Linked DNA regions of Mus musculus: region 1 is linked to region 2. A link is a loop called in an ENCODE intact Hi-C map of the cell type or tissue named here. Cell type or tissue: heart. All regions are shown on one strand. Each heading gives the region's core, and the rest is flanking DNA. Links, peaks and the distances in the headings are about the cores only.

Region 1 (5,862 bases), core at 2,021-4,520, 110 kb before region 2:
TTTCATGGAACATCTGGGGATTCTGATACCTACGAGGACGTAATCTGAAGTTGAAGTCTAGCTAGTGAAACAAAAGGAGAGATAGAACAGAGCTCAGTTTAGAAGGATTCCATCTCCATGGACCAGATCCCAAGTCTAACAGAGACTTGGACGAGAGAAGGCGTGAGGGGGCAGGCACGTCTCTAGCTTAGTAAGTCCTGTATCTTTACGCATTAGGAGTGACGGACAGGCCTGGGGAATGTAGGTCAGTGGCAGAGTGCTTGTTGTCTAGCATGTGACAGGCCCTGAGTTCCACTCACAGGACAGGGGAGGGTAGGAAGAGGGGAAGGAAGAAGAGGAGTGAGAAGAAAAGGAGACACAGAGAGGGAGGGAGGAGAGAGACATTATGGGTATGTTGAGAAAACAATTTTGGTTCATTTAATCCAGGAAGTAGAGGTGAGAAAAACCCAAGGTAAAATGACCTGGGCTAGGAAGATCTCCGGCATCCACATTAAATCAGGCACGGTGAGTATCCCTCTAACCCTAGGCACTAGGGGACAGGGATGAGTGGATCATGGGAGAGAGAGTGCTGGCCAGCCTGCTTAACCTAAGCAGTGAGCTTCGGGTTCAGTGAGCAATCCGGTCTTATGGGAATAAGGTGGACAGCGTTAGAGCAAGACACCCAAAATCCCCCTCTGGCATACACACACCAACCGAGCTACTCAAGTGGGAGGCAAATACACCCTGCTAAGCAAGAGAGAGAAATAACAGGGCAAAGATGGTACAGTGCTGAGAAAAGCAAAGGATGTTCTGTCCACCTCAAATACATGCCCAGGGAACACCAAAGGACAAGTTGGGAGGACGCTGGCATGCCACTGTTGTGGACTGACCATAACCAACTCTCCTGTCTTCGTAAGCACACACCATAGAAATGCCCTCCAGTTTCTTGATCAAAATCTGCGCTGCTGGGAACCAACTTTCCCAGGAGAAAGAAGGAACCAGAAGAGCTTCCAGAGATGTGGGTAACAGTGTAGTGTAGAGCCTTCCTTCCTTTGGAGACTGTTAGGAAAAAAAATGCTTAAATTTCTGCCAATAGACAGCACTGCCTAGGGGTTGCTGGTTTTTTGTTTTGTTTTGTTTTTTAAGTCATGCCTGAAATCAAGGACTGAAATGCTCCTTTTGTTATTACAGGATTCACCATGATGCAAGTCAAACAGACTGGAAACAGAAGGGCTGGTCCGTTCATTGCTGTTAGCAACCGGGGCAACAAAGCCAGTGTAACTATGGGAAGGTAAACTCACTTGGCGTTGGGGTCCTTTAGCTTTCCCTTGGCTGCCAGGTACTCCTGGAGCTTCTGCCACCGTTCTTCTGTAAAACATGGACACGAGCAAACACCAAAAACATTACAGAAAACCCTTTATATCTTTAAATATGATACTTCCCTGTAGCTATTTTGGCTTTGATAAAGTCACCAGTCCTGTTATGCTTGCTTTCAATACCAACGGTATCAGCCTGGTGCCAAGCTCTTTACTAAGCTGTTTACACTAACCATCAATCCTATGAGGTATTTGGCTGTTTGAAACTCAGATGAAGTGACAGGCTTAAATTTACCCACTAATGTGCAGCAAAGCCAGGATTTGGAATCAAGACTTTTTTTTTTAACCCTTGAGTTACAAATTGTGTGCCTAGGACGGTGCGCAGAACCGCAGGCCCATAAGTGAGGACAGAGTGTGCATCTCAAAGGTGACACGGGGGAGGGGCATACTGGAGAGGTAGAAAGGGCTCCAGGTCCCTCGGAGGCCAGGGTTCACAGCATCCTTAAGCCTCAGCCCACAGTTTATCAATCAACCTCCAGACAGCGCACATTTTATCAGTGAACCTGCAGAGACTCGGACTGGGGCCGAACCTGCCACCTGACTGCTGTCAAAGTTCTGGCCATAACTAGCAATGCAGGGGTGTCCCCCTGCGGCAACGGAGCGCGCCGCTCCTCGCCGTGGCCCGGGTCCAGCGTCCTTAACCTAACTGAGCTCGGGGGAGACTGAAGCAGGCGGGGGAGGCCTGGCAGCTTCTGGAGGCTGCCGACCACACTTACCCGCGGCTGCGCTGGCAGTGGGGCCGGGCCCCACCATGGCTCTACGGCGACAGTTTCTTCCTTCAAAGGGCGCGCCTTGTTCTAGTACGAGAACCGGGCGCCCGTCTGGACGCTCCTATTGGCTTCCGCGACTTTGAAATTCGCCAATAAAAAGACGGAGAGGGCGGGATAACAGGAAATGGACATTCGGCGATTCCCACTGGGGACCTCCCCTGAGGCTCTGCGATTGGAGAGTTTCTGAGAAGGCCCGCCCTATGGCTAGGTCACTTCCGCAGCGGTGCCTCTGAGGTGGGAGCTGGTGGGTGATGCTGGCTGGCGGAGGAGTGGCTCTAATTGTAGCCAAATTTGGGTTAAGGACGGTTGTGACAGTTGAAGAAACGGGGAGAAACAAGCCGGAGCCTAAGTCTCTGTGCTATCAGTTAGGCTGGCTTTGGCTGCAAATAATAGCATGCCAAACGAAAATGGTCCGTATCAGTTATTGTTCTCATTCTTGTAGCCGAATACCGGACAGAAACAACATAACTCCGTGTAGTCCCTGAGCAGCTCGCGGGAGCTGTCAAAATGGCGCAATCTGTCAAAAGTGTCTCAAGGGAAGGGCATCCTAAGACACAGGAGCTCAGGAGCCACACAGCTCTGAGGTGGGACAGTGTCCCCTTGGAAAGGCACCCTGAGACTCGGAAACCCAGAAACCACAGAGCTCTGAGGGTCAGAAGGTATTCCTGTGGAAGGACACCCTGAGACATCAGAGCCGGGGAACCACACAGCTTTGAGAGGAAGCCTCGTCAGCTGAGGCAGTGCAGTTCCCAGGGGAGGGTATCTCCAGCTCAGCCCAGGAGCTCAGGAGCCTCTGCCCCGCTCCACTTCTTTGTTTCTTCCCTTCCTCTGTCAATTGCTTCTTGGCTTCTTCCAACGCGAAAGTCATATGAGGCAGCAAATCTCGTAAAAGATATTTATTGGAGAAGGATGTTATGGTGGGAAGAGAAAAGGGCAAGGGGTTAGAAGAGTTTTTAAAAGAATAACAAAGATTTCCTAATAGAAAATGTAAAGAACAGAATTATATAAATTTAAGAATGGAAATAAAACATGGAAACATAATAGTTTATTTAAACAGAAAAACATCTACAAGGTAAAGTTAAAATGCTAACAAAGGCCTGCTAGAAAGAAAAAAAAAATCATGAAGGAAAGAGAAGGAAAAGGTTATCACTGGCATACCTAAACATTATCAGGTGAGTGAAGGAGAATAAAAAAAAAATCACAAAAGTTTTTGCTTTTGTTTTTGTTTTTTAATATGATAAAAAGCGCTGAGATGGCTGGGGTAAGGAGCATGCAGTGCTCTGGCAGGCCACCAGAGTTGGTTCCCAGCACCCATATTACATAACACATCTGCCTGTAACTCTAGCTCCATAGGGTCTGACATCCCGACATCCACTTGTGTGACAAGACTTTCCCTGAGGAGATGTAACACATGGCTACTTACTGCAGACAGACAAAAGCTTGGATACCACCAAAGCTCAACACGTCTTATCGGGGCTATGTACAAGAATTTGGGTGAAGGGTTACTGCACATTTCAGGTGTTCAATTATTGTTTCTGTGAATTTCCAACCCCACTTTCTAAAATAGAGTCTATTACTCCTGATTCTGACTTTCTTTTTCATTAGGTCACAGGAAAGCAGCTTCTAACCTGCTGTATTGTCTCTAAAACCACTACTTGGTTTTGGTGGTACATTATATGGTGAGTTTGTATGGACATCTACATCGGCATACACATGTACTGAATATGGATTGTATCCTTTAACTGAGCCTGGAAATATTATAATTTTCAGTGCTATCTATCTGTGAATACTGGCAGCTAGCAAAAAAAAAAAAAAAGAAAGAAAAGCTATGGAACCTGAATTTTTTTTAAATGCATTTTTTGGGGAAAACAACAAAATGTAGCAAAATATAGTAAGATAAAACAGAAATCATCATATATAAGTTGGACAAGCTATGCCAACAGAAAAATGAAAGAGCTCCAAGAGTAGGCAGAAGAATCAGAGACTTACTCATTTCCATTCAGGAGTCCCATCAGAGCATAAACTGAAAGCTAGAGTGTGTGTACAGAAACCTGGGCAGACCTGTGTAGGCCCTGCGGCTGCTGCTTCAGGCTTCAGGCTCTGTGAACGCATATGGGTTTTGCTCAGTTATTTTAGAAGGCCTTGTTCTCACATCCCTTCTGTCTCCCCGACTCCTGTCTCCATTTCCACAGGGTTCCCTGACCTCTGAGGGGAGGGATTTGATGGTGACATCTCCTTTAGAGCTGTGTGGAATCCTGGTTTTGTAAGGTGATGCTAACTTTAGTGAATTACGTGAGTGCTGACCAGTTGTCCCTAACTTTTAGGCAGTGAAGTAATAAAGACAACAAATAACAAAAACCCCTTCACTGCATCACAACAAAACATAACAACAACAAAACCCAAACCATCCCATTGCAAAACCCAAACAGAAAAGATAACAAATAAATACATCAGCTCAAACCTGTTTTATTTAATTATGATTAATAATAATGAGTTGATTGTTATTGTTGATAGTTACATGACACTGTGGTTTGAAAAAAAAATTGGAATCCAGGGGAAACACTGATTACATTCTAGAAAAGAAACTTCAGGTATCAGTGATGTGGTTGTCACAGTTAAGCTCTTTCCATCTTTAGATGGTTGGTGTTAGTTACAGGTGAGACTGAATGATGTAAGAATACCCAGACAGCTTTAAGGACGGGAGGGAGAAAGACTGACTCAATTATCATTTTAGATGCACAAAGTAAACAGCACAGATTAAGATCATGATGAAAGGGCTCCCAAGTGCAGGAATGTACGGAGAGCTTCGTGGCTGTGGAAAAAGTGTAAAAGTCTGTAGCATGGAGCTCTAGAGGAGACTACATCTAACTGACCACCTAGAAAACCCTGCTGCGAGGGTGCCGTCAAGCTCAGAGGATTTAAGGATGTTCCATAAATAATATAATTATCATAAATATATTTATAAATACATAGATAAAATAACTTAAAAATAACATTCAACAGTCTGTCTCCTTCTTGAGGTCTGTTACAGGAGGATTTCATCCAAATGATCTCACTGGAGTAAAACCCACTGAGGTAGGAAAGATGTAGCTATTGTCCCCTTCCTTTTGAAAATGACAGCATTAAGTTCTTATACCTTTATCCTACTCAACTGGCATTTTGAAGCCGAAGGTGCACAGTGAGATTGGTCTGTGAATTTATATTCCAAATGCATTGAGTGTGCTTTTCAGTTGTTTTATCCCTTTGTTAACCCATCTGTAATATGTGTAGAGTCTTTTTGATCCTCCTAAGAATGCCATGCAGAATAGTAATTAAAATGATTAGTACTGAGCAAACTATAGGGTACTCTTTAAAATAACAGATAGTATCATATGTCGGGGTGGCTCCACTAGGGTTTGCTCTTCTCTTACAAAGAGGGTAAACATTCATTTAGAATTACAGAGACTCAGCACATGCTGTGCAAGTGACTCAGGGTGAGGAAGGTTCCTGTACATGGTACATACAGACTGTCAGCACTTCCCAAGTGAATAGACTCCCGAAATAAGGCTGCTTTTATGATATCTGGAAGTCTGTCATAGAGGGCAGTCCCCGTGCCAGGTGCACCCGACTTTGTTCTTTGGTGGCAATAAACAGCTCTGGATAAGCAGCTGATGTGAAGTAGTTCTTAGAGTTGATACTTTTCCAGAAGAAAATGAGGTCGGTCTCACTACCTGTGATGAGTTTTGGTGTTTCTGGCA
Region 2 (5,862 bases), core at 1,153-3,652:
CGCCCAAAGTGTGGTATAATGAAAGAGAGCTCGTGCTAGCTAGGTGTAGAATTGCCAGACGCAAAAGTTTGAGTTTCATCTCCCATCAGCCAAATAGCGTCAGAGACAATGGGGATTGCGGTGTTTGTCTCACAGAGATGTGCATGTATTAAACCGCAACTCAGAGCTCTTCCTGTTCAGGCTTGGCAGGTTCTGCCCCGAGATGACCCATCCCATGTACTTTGTGCAGCCTACGAAGCAGGAGACACCTGAATCACGGAGGCAGCTCTTTACTACTTTTAACTCCAGGTCTAGGGGAATCTTACGCCCTCCTCTGGTTTCTGAGGGTACTGCACCCACATGTATATTTTCCCACCCACTCCCCAACCCCCTCACACTGGCACCATACACGTAAATGAAATAAAATAAGTCTTAATAAAGCAAAGTATAACTTCCCAAATAAAATAATGTATTTAATCTCAGGTGAAGTTCTCCTCTTGTACTGTGGCAGAAACCAGCTTTGTATTAGGGATCATGTGGAAAGGCATTGTTTGTGGTGGCTCTGGAAAATGCTGATATATGTCTGGCTGCATGACCTCAGATCATGGGCCTTGAGTTCTGTGGTTCCCACTAAAAGACAGCATGGGTCCTCACCATACTAACATGCTTCCAGGCCTGTAGACCCCTCTGTGTGAGATGTAGAATAAAGGAAAGTTTTAGATTTTCCTCTGATCTCTGGACCACAGAAAGCTCGTGTTGCCTGTATTTGCACAGAATTCAGTACTTTCTTGCTATGAGTGCCATCATTTCTATCTCTCTACAGCTTGTAGCTTTCCTGGCTCCCAGTGGAGCCACAGATGTCTAAATACCTCTGGGATTTTGTCTTGCTCCTGTCCCAGAACCCAGCCGGAAATAGGAGGGGCAGCAAGTACCAGGGCTCCTCTAGGATTCCTTCTTCTTCAAGTGTCTTCCCTCCTGCCTGACCATCCTGTTCCCAGTCCTGGGAAGGCTTATTTGGCTCTAACATAAAGGCACAGCTCTGAAAAGTGTAGGTTAAAGGCAGGAAATGTCACAACAAATAAACGGTTCTCTGAGAAAAATTACCCCGGAAGTAAAAATGACCCCACATTGAAGGACAGCCAGAGCTACTTGTTATAACGGGAGAAACAGATTCATTTTAGGACTGTTGCAATGGGGAAAGAGAACGCAGTGCAGAGCTGGGCTGGGTTCTGGATACAGCAGGGGCAGGAGAAAATCTACAGCAGGGAGCACGGTGGGTGGCAGAGGGTGGCACAGGATAGACAGGAAATATCAGGAGGCAGGAAGGTTCTTGGTATACTCACCTAACAGGATTTTTGCAGATGACTGGGCAGGACACTGCACGTCACCTGGGCGATGATGACTCAGAGTGAGGAACGTGGTTAGACGTCAGGGCGAGAAAGTAGCCTGACTGCGCGGAATTCCTGCTAAAGTTTGATTTTAATCGAGAAACAGAAGGCCTGGGTCAGGGATCAGGATGTCGACTAAAAATGGAACAGGGATCAGGACGCGGGCCACAAACTTAGTGAGGAGGAGAGAGAACCTTTGTGCCTTTCACTAGGACAGTGTCACTTCACTCCTTTTGGGTCCTCAAGTCAACTTTTATCTGGAGCAGTTTTAGGGAGCCGGAGATGGAGAGGGAAAAACAGAAAATGCCCAAAGAAAATAAGTGGGTACGAGTCCGCTCAGTGGGGAGCAGGCGAGGGCATGCATGTGGGAAGACTTGGTTAGATTCTCCAATTCCTTGCGCTGTCAGTACTGCTCAACTTTGCCCCAGACCTGGTCTATGGACTTCTGACCATCAGAGAGGAACACATTGGAGGCAAAAGAGGTCAATATCTTATATCAAAACAGGGGTTATGAGCTGCGTTTAGTGTTTCTTTGGTTGGATTGGTTTAAGAATGGTGAGCAAAACCAGGCTTCCTGAAGCTAATAAACCTTCGCTTGGCTGAAAAGTCCCTGCGTTCAGAATCCTGGGCTGGAAATCTAACGTTTTCAATGAAGGTTTTCCTCTGAAGCACGTTTTTGGTTATCATTAGATAGTCACGTTCTACGGATGTTAGCAAACAGATGCCATGTTTACTGGGCGGTCATTTGGAAAGTTCCCTTCCCAGGGATGCAGGCAGCAAGAGCTAGGAGGCCCCTGCTTCCACCGCAGATAAGCAGAGCCGCGACTCAACCCGTCTGCCACCTAGTGGCAGGACGCCCGCAGTTCGAGCGAGTTTACCAAGCTGAGTTCATCAGCCCAGGAACTTCGTAATGCAAAACTGAACTAAATAAAGATAGGGGGAAATAGATATTATAAGAAAAATGCGCTATTTGTGCTCCAGCTCCATGTCAACGCATTGCATCCACAAATAGCGTCCGTATGTGCTAGTCGGTATACTAAAAGTGAAACGTATATTTTTAAATGTGCCCTATCTGTGGCTATAAAAAGATGGCTGATATAAAACTTGGGATGATTCATATTTTACGGAGTAAGATGTAGGATTCTATAATGCTTAAAAAGTATGGTGGGACCAGAGAACTGAGCTGGGTGGGTAGCAAACTGGGTTGGTCTGAAGGAGCCTGCTGTGCAGAAGCCACAGAGGAGGCCGAGGAGGGGGCGAGAGCTCTCCCAGTCCTTGAGGAGCTGGCACTAGAAGGATCACAATTCTCTATTTACAAACAACTCTCTGTTTACGAACTATAGGATTAATTTTTTGTCGAAGTTTATATCCTTGTTTGGACACATTTTCTGTGCTAGAAAGGCTAACAGATAACAAAGAGCATCTTTCTTTTCAGTTCCCATGGGATGTGGATCCACCGTCCCCGCCCCGCCCCGCCCCCACTTCTAGAATTAAAAACCACGGACTTGAATGTCATCTTTCCCTGGCACGCTCATTAATCATTGAAGTTCCAGTTGCTTCCTGGCCTTCTTTTATCTAAGCAACTTTTTTTTTCTAAAATGCAAAGACCTTAGAATCTGCAGGGAAAGAACCAGCCCTGTTTTTATATCCCCGTCTTACCCCAAAGCTCTCTTGGACCCCAAAAGGACCATAACTTGATACCCCAGCTAAACCCTTTCTTTGACATGTATAAATACTGATGTATATACTTATGAGGGGTCCTATGGATGTCACACTTAGCTATAATATTTTCTTTTAAAATCAATGTTAAGCTAGACAAGCTGACTCATGCCGGTGAGTCTAGTCTGATGCTGATCCAGTCTCAAGGGTGCGAGTTTGAGTCCAACTTGTCTACACCATGAGTTCCAAGGAAACTGGACTTGAGGTGAAACCCTGTTTCAAAGAACCCAACCCAAACCAAATCAACAAAAAATACCCCCACTGTCTTATTGAGGTATAACTTACATGTAACAAAATATCCAATGGAGGGTACGTACAACCTCCTCATTTTCAATAAATGTCCAACTCCTTAAACCAACACTCCAATCAAGTCACCCTCTACCCTAACCCCATTGCAGACATGATTCACTTTTTTGTCACCACAGTTTAACTGGGCCTTTCTATAACGTCTTTAGATGGAATTGTGTGTTGTGTTGTCTTTGGTGTCGGGCTTCCCTTGTTCATTATAATTATCTAGGTTTGTTAATGTTTTCATTTCTTTCTAGTGTTTAACTGTTGTACGAATATATACAACATTGGATATACATTCGACCACTGGTGGCAATTTCACGTCAATCTAGATGCTGCAAATAGTCATATATAAGTTTTAATGTCTACTTACATCTTCATTTTTCTTGGCTAGGAATAGACTTGCTGTGTCAGCTGTTCACTGCACGCTTGTTCTCTTGAGTGGCCTGGCCATTTTGAACTTCTCACCAGCACTGACTGAGAGTTTCAGTGGCCCCACATCTTTTCAAGTGCCTTTGCTTTAGTTAATTTTGATGGATCCTTAGAGGCATCCTACCGGCTGTAGCCACTGCCCTACAGTGACTATTGAGCATCTTTTCCTGTGCCAGAGTCAATGAGCCAGTCTGGTGTGCTGGTGGCCGCTATTAGTTCATCGGGTAGATTTTTTGTTTTGTTTTGTCTTGTCTTACTGTGTCACTTTAATTTGTGACACACGATAACCACATAACTGTTGTGACACTGGCTTAGGACATCTAGGGGTGTGGAGAACTGGGTTTTCTTTGATTTTGCAACAACTGTGCGTTTTGCTTATACCATGACTGGCTCCTTCGTTAACACAAATGCATGGAAGTGCCACATATAGGAAAATGTGTTTCCCTTTCTCTACCAAACCGATTTCTCTTAAGTATGTTCACTTGTCCCATAACTTTAAATATAAATTAAATTGTTTTCTTGCATCTATGTGTGTGTGTGTGTGTGTGTGTGTGTGTGTGTGTGTGTGTGTGTGTGTGTAGGTCATAGAACAACCTACAGTTACTGCTTTTCTCCATCTACTCTGTGGGTCCTGAGGATTAAACCCAGGTCTTGGCAGCAAGCACCTTTACCCGCTGAGCCATCCCACTGGCCCCATTCCTTTGTTTTAGAAGTGATTTAAGACTATTGAAAAGATTTGGAAACTGGAGCATAGAAGAGAAAAGATTCCACTGCCTTCAGTTCAGCATCCTCTCCTTTCACAGGGTGATATTTCTCGACCTTTAAGGAGTTCCTTTTCTGCTCTGATTTGCATTCTTGTGAGTGTTGGTTTTTATTTGAATTCAGCTTGCATAGCTCCTGAGCCATGATTAGAACAACACCTCACAAAGCCCCAGCAACATATGAAGCCAAGCAGTGCTGCTCTTGTGGTTCAACAGAGAGTCCTCGAAGAGACTCTGCACACCTTCTCCCAGGAGGGCAGCCAGGGACACTTCAGTATGCACACATGGACAGGATGACCTGGTCTTGGAGTTGGCCTTCTTGTAAGCTTTAATTTGGTTTCAATTTTTCAGTTCAGTAGTTTGATTAAAAAAATATCAGAGCCCAGTGAACCTACGGTACTTAATCATGTCTAAGTAAAGCTTGGCCAGGGCAGTGTGAATGCTGAAATTACCTTTGTTCTTAAATGGTCATTGCCAGTGTAGCAGTCTCTGTGACACCTTCTCCCGCCCCAGAGGTCGGTCTCAAGCCTGCCCATGTCTTGTTTTGTTTTCCTTACTATTTTGTTTGAATGGCAATGGCTTATTCCTGTCCACATGGAAGGAACGGGCTGTACCACTGTTTTTATTCTGCCCCTTTAAGAGCACTCGGTGGGGGGTGGGGGTCAATAAGAACTAAGGAGAATGACACATATGTATGAAATGCCACAACAAAACCCATCACTTGGCCTGCTAACATAGGTGGGGCACGCCAAGAAGCCACCTACATCTCTCTAAGCCCTGCCCACGCCTCAGGGTACAGGTGTTCTTCACTTACCTTGGCTCATGGCTCAGCCTCCTGAAAACTTTCCTGGCTCAGCTCCTCTCCGGCTGGATTTATGTCTCTGACACTGCCATATATGATAAGAGGAAATCCTGCAGCATTCCTGAGCAGCCCAACAGCTCCTGATCTCAAGGGAATGCAAGGTGTCTGTGTCCACTGCCAGGCACAGGCTCCTCAGCTCCTCTCTCATCCAACCCATTCAGCACTGATGCCCAGCAAGACAAGTTGAGAGCATGCTGGCTTCTCCATTCTCCTATTCCCCTCCTCCTTTGCCCCATTCCCTGCCTAAAATGTTCATTACCAGCTCTTCCCTTCTCTGGCAAGCTCAGAGCTAGAGGCACTGTGGGCTGGCTCCTCACTGGACCGGCATCTGGTTTGGCAGGTACTAAATAGATAAATGTTTTTTGGCTGCTCCCTCTAGATCTGAGTGGCCACAGTAAACGATCAGAGCACCTCTGCCCTCTGGTAGGTGGAG

Evidence for each region. Hi-C counts contacts between places; a loop is a spot of excess contacts. Peaks named below come from ENCODE experiments on the same cell type or tissue, not always from the same donor. Only the 100,000 strongest peaks of a DNase experiment are listed, where the experiment ranks them.
Region 1: it touches region 2 in a loop (6-fold over the local background); 16 of 42 quality-filtered maps call a loop at or near these places.

The regions. Positions count from the first base shown.
Region 1 is chr2:129,295,034-129,300,895 of GRCm38, forward strand. It overlaps Ckap2l (cytoskeleton associated protein 2-like), which reads right to left and starts at 2,179. Exons shown (of 9, transcript NM_181589.3): 1 at 2,072-2,179; 2 at 1,281-1,347. The coding sequence starts at 2,108. Gm14023 (predicted gene 14023) reads left to right here and starts at 2,337. Exons shown (of 5, transcript NR_040371.1): 1 at 2,337-2,369; 2 at 3,731-3,804. Il1a (interleukin 1 alpha) reads right to left here. Exons shown (of 7, transcript NM_010554.4): 7 at 4,577-5,862. The coding sequence ends at 5,678. In heart, for the core only: a CTCF peak has its summit at 3,417; DNase peaks (open chromatin) are centred at 2,288 and 2,828; H3K4me3 peaks cover 1,096 bases; H3K27ac peaks cover 1,071 bases.
Region 2 is chr2:129,406,437-129,412,298 of GRCm38, forward strand. No RefSeq gene overlaps it. Among named protein-coding and RNA genes, the nearest start is that of Il1b, 38 kb to the left of the region's middle. In heart, for the core only: a CTCF peak has its summit at 2,242 (motif pointing left); a DNase peak (open chromatin) is centred at 2,155.